Linked DNA regions of Homo sapiens: region 2 is linked to region 1. A link is an interaction called in ENCODE POLR2A ChIA-PET data of the cell type or tissue named here. Cell type or tissue: MCF 10A. All regions are shown on one strand.

Region 1 (2,500 bases):
TTTGTAGATCATTCTGGGTAGTATACAAATTTCTAATGCATTTCTAAACTCTAAAACAAACATTTGAATTTGAAATGTTTTTGAACTTAAAGACATAACGTGGATTTGTCAGCAAAAAAAGTAAGAATTCAAGATGGTATTTTAAAAAAAAACCTCATATCTTTTTTCTTTTCTTTAGCCTTCAGTTTATTCCACAAATTAATAAGTAGAATGAGCCCTGAAACTTCAGTGACTCCTCCCTATAAAAGCGACATCTGAATTTTGCAACCGGCGAAGCTGGGTCATTGAATTTTTATGGCCTATTTCTCCATGCCTCTGATGTAACACAAAGGAGAGCTGTGTCTCCCAGTGCTTTGTCTTGGGTGCCAGAGATGGTCTCCTGTCTCAGCATCACCCTTCTGTCTCTCCTGGGAGTACACATCTTCTGAATTAGCACTTAATGCCCAGAGCATGCCCAGGTCATCTAGAGAGTAAAATTGCAAAATCACATCAGTTCTCTGGACATCATTACTTTGAGGAGGCATGTCTGGCTACTGAGCAAATAGAAACCAGTATACAGCTCTCCAGACATTTCTCCATAACCAAGAGGCTAAGAGCCTTGCTGAAGGCCTTCATTCTCAGTTGCTCGATCCTTTCCAACAGACCAGAAATTAGCCTTTCAACTTAGGTCAATGATACACATTTGTTTGGCCAACAACGCAGGCAGTGGAGTGTGGTGCAGGCTCTTGAGAATCGATCTACACTGACAAGTGATCCTAAATTGCTGCTGCCAACATCAGTTCTACTTTTGTGGGCTCCTGGTAGAAAATATGAAAACCAGTCTTGTCCCTCTCGATAAGTATCTCTATTATTATCATCGTTATTTGGAGGAATTTTAAAAACGTGCTGTGTTTTGCAAAAGGGTGCAAGCTGCCAAATGCCCTGCATGAGATGGAGGGTTACTCATCCAGCACTGTCAGTTTTTCTCATTGACTTTGGCAGAAAGGTCCGTTTCAGCAGGGAAGAATCAGCACGTCAGCTGAGACATGTGATCTGTTCTCAGCGTCACTGCTAGTGCCAACTCGTAGGAAATTAGGCGCCTAACTTATTAATAGTGATGAATCCATTAGAGTTGACAGGCGCCTGGCTGTGCTGCCGCGGATTAACTGTGAGTGGTCAGAAGCACTGTTGGTGAACAAGTGCAGAGTCAGATAATTAGAGGACCTGCTACTTCTCTCCAGGCTGTTCCAAAATGTAGAGTTTAGGAATTGAATAGACAAAGATGCATACAGTGTCTGAGATTAATGATCTGAGCTAAAATTAGAAATATTTATGGCTTGGCACAAAACCTTAAGTTACTGTAAAAACAGAACATTAAAAAAAAACCCCTTTTACAACTTGGCATAATTGGACTCCTCCTTTTTGTTTGAAACACTTTCCCTTAATGGCATGGGGTATGCGACAGAAAATGCCAGAATTCCACCCCTGGGTTGGTCCGTCTGTTGGCGGCATGCCCACCTGCTTTGAAATCTAGTTAATTGAAATTACCACACAAATACCTGAATGATTTTGAAAAGTCATTAATGTGTTTCAAGCCATATGCGTACACTTAACAAAGATAAGGTCACCACTTTAACAGGACACAAACATGCCTTGAGATGGGGGCATGAACTGGGTCTGTGGAGACGTTTACAAGTAGGTATATGAGCAGGAGCACCGAATGCCCTCCTGTTTGATAAACACAAAGCAACTCAGAACCTGGCTGAGCGAGACACTAAGTTTTGTCTGCAGTGCAGTGTGGCATTTTGTGATTACCTTAAATAATATGACTTTCTTTATCTACAGCAAACAGGATTTTATTTATTTATTTATTTATTTATTTATTCATTCATTTTGAGATGGAGTCCTGCTCTGTCACCCAGGATGGAGTGCAGTGGCATGATCTCTGCTCACTGCAAGCTCCCCCTCCCGGGTTCAAGCCATTTTCCTGCCTCAGCCTCCCGAGTAGCTGGGACTACAGGTGCCCGCCACCGCGCCCGGCTAATTTTTGTATTTTTAGTAGACACGGGTTTCACTGTGTTAGCCAGGATGGTCTCGATCTCCTGACCTCGTGATCCATCCGCCTCGGCCTCCCAAAGTGCTGGGATTACAGGCGTGAGCCACCGCGCCCGGCCAGCAAACAGGATTTTAAAAAATAGCTTATGGCTGTGTATAATCAAGTGAATTGCAAAAATCCTTCAGAGGGATATTACCTAATCGCAGCATCTTCAACTCTAATGAACCCCCCAGTGGTCCGCTTTAAATCCTGGTATCACTCGTTCTCGGTATATTCAGAAATTTGAGATTATAGAATTTGTAGCACAGGAGAATAATTCGTCTAAAGGATACAGAACTGGAAACAAAAGTTTTACACTGCAGAATTGTGTGTAAACTTCAGCTCTAGTAGTCAAGTGTACTGTTTTAGCTCAGTTCTAGGAGACTTTGGAAACACCCAGCAAAAGGGGAAGTGAAGGATAAAATG
Region 2 (2,500 bases), 200 kb after region 1:
TATACTGCACACCCAAACCTATTTGTTGAGTATGGTAAATATTTAGTATATGGTACAGAGTGGATACTCAACAAATGGTAATCAGCATTAATAATAGTAAAAGTGCACCTTAACCTTTAATGAGGAAGTCAAATCCTCATCAATCAACCTACAATTGTTGTACAAATTACACAGTTTACCATGAGGTAGACACTTGGGGGGAAATACCTTCAGTAACTTTTAACTAAATTACCTGGAATTTGATCTACAGGATTATTTATGTTGCAAATCAAAGCCATATAGGTCTTTGCCAACATGCATGTCATACCATTCATGCCAAGAAATATAAACCTCTGATATTACTGATTAGTGCAATTAACTTACTTGGTCTTTAAAGTGAAAACACCCCACACATTTAGAAACTATAGGAGGAACACTAAAAACCTAGGGTGTATACCGAATGAGATGCCTTGACTCTCCCATAAGAATTTTCATCTGTTGGCCAGGTATGGTGTCCCACACCTGTAATCCCAGCACTATGGGATTACATAGTGCCCAAGGCGGGCAGATTGCCTGAGGTCAGGAGTTCAAAACCAGGCTGACCAATATGATGAAACACTGTCTCTACTAAAAATACAAAAATTAGCCAAGCGTGGTGGCATGCGCCTATGGTCCCAGCTACTCGGGAGGCTGAGACAGGAGAATCGCTTGAATCTGGGAGGCAGAGGTTTCAGTGAGCTGAGATCACACCATTGCACTCCAGTCTGGACAACAAGAGCAAAACTCCATCTCAAAAAAAAAAATAATAATAATAATCTGTTAAACCAAAAAATACAATGCAAAAATGTTATTGAAATGAGACTAACAAAAAAGTTTTTAATCTCCTTATTTTCTTTTCAAGCATAACTAGATGGAAAAAGATGAAGATAATTCATCTGCTCAATTGTTTTTTTCAGCTCAGTGATTCTCTGTCTTCTATGTTTACATTGTCAAAATAGAAATAGGTCCTATTAGCTCTAAGGTTTATGCACATAAGTGATTAATCCCATTTAAAGTTTGTGTTTCTCCCTTTCCTCCACGAGCCCTCAGTTTTCCATTTTTCTCTCACCATCTTCTTGCTATCTTTCCCTGTACTCTGTGAGACCTCCTTCAAAGGTCAGCCAGAATAAGAGCAGAATTTTTTTTTTTTTTTTGAGACAGAGTCTTGCTCTGTTGCCCAGGCTGGAGTGCAGTGGCACAATCTTGGCTCACTGCAACCTCTGTCTCCTGGGTTCAAGTGATTCTCCTGTCTCAGCCTCCTGAGTACCTGGGACTACAGGTGCGCGTCACTGTGCCCAGCTAATTTTTGTATTTTTAATAGAGACGGGGTTTCACCATGTTGGCCAGGCTGGTCTCGAACTCCTGACCTCATGATCTGCCTGCCTCTGACTCCCAAAGTGATGGGATTACAGGCGTGAACCACCACGCCTAGCCCAATAGCAGAATATTCTATGCAAGAAGAAGAGAGTAAGCTTCTGCTGGATCTTACAAAAAGCTTGCCCAGATCCTTTCAACTTCCCAGGAACCACCAAACCTTCCCTCAGCAGCATGTCATCACTGGAGCAGCAGGTTGATTTGCAAAACCATGTGGAGCCAACAAAATCTTCTCAAACCCAGTCCTCATCTCACTCCATTCACCAGAACACATGTCTAAAACAGCAAAGATTTCTATGTGTAAAGCGAGCCCATAAGAACTCTGGGAGAAAGCATGGAAGAGTCCTAAGTCTTTTTTGTAGAAGCAGGGCTCATCTGTGCATGGCACAAACCCCAAATGCTTTCTAAGAAAAGGTGGGTAAGTGTGAGTCTTTAAATAATGTAAACTTCTATTTGTTTAAGCAATAGACAAATGAGAAACATATTTGTGGCCTATCTGACAAATAAAGGTAATGATAAAGCTTTTAAAGTCAATTTTTAAAACTAAAAAAAAAAAATACAATAAAAATAAACAGTAGTCAAGGCCAGATTCCAGAAAATAATGCAAATAGTCCATAAAATGCAAAAAAATGTTGTCTTCCTTACTTGAAACATGAATTACAGCAATAATCATTTGCCATTTATTGCCTATTGGCAAAGATTTAAGAGTTTCATAGCACATGGAGTTGGTGAGGTTTTGAGGAAATAGGCAGTTCATATAATGTTGATAGGGTTGTAAATTGATATAACTTTTTCACAGGGCAATTTGGCAATATCTATTAAAATGTAAAATTTACATACCCTTTGACCCAGCAATTTCATTGCTAAGAATTCAGCCTAAGGGTTTGTTCTCTCATCTGTGCAAAGAGTGCAAGGGTACCAGGACACGTCTTGCTGTATTGTTTGTAATCTCCCCAAATGGGGGGAGAAAACTTGCTAATATCAATTTAAGAAACTGGTTAAATTCATTATGATACAAACCACACAATGGACTATTAAGCATGGGTGGATTCTTATGCTCTTGTGGAAAGGTTCTGAGATACACTGTTGAGTGAGGAGAAGTGTGCTG

The links. Peaks named below come from ENCODE experiments on the same cell type or tissue, not always from the same donor. Only the 100,000 strongest peaks of a DNase experiment are listed, where the experiment ranks them.
Region 2: POLR2A ChIA-PET joins it to region 1 with 5 read pairs; 2 of 35 experiments call an interaction of 5 or more read pairs at or near these places.

The regions. Positions count from the first base shown.
Region 1 is chr6:1,135,562-1,138,061 of GRCh38, forward strand. No RefSeq gene overlaps it. Among named protein-coding and RNA genes, the nearest start is that of LINC01622, 35 kb to the left of the region's middle. In MCF 10A, no CTCF peak of the experiment used is centred here; a DNase peak (open chromatin) is centred at 1,000.
Region 2 is chr6:1,331,688-1,334,187 of GRCh38, forward strand. All of the region lies in intron 1 of FOXF2-DT (FOXF2 divergent transcript), which reads right to left. Among named protein-coding and RNA genes, the nearest start is that of FOXQ1, 21 kb to the left of the region's middle. In MCF 10A, no CTCF peak of the experiment used is centred here; no DNase peak of the experiment used is centred here.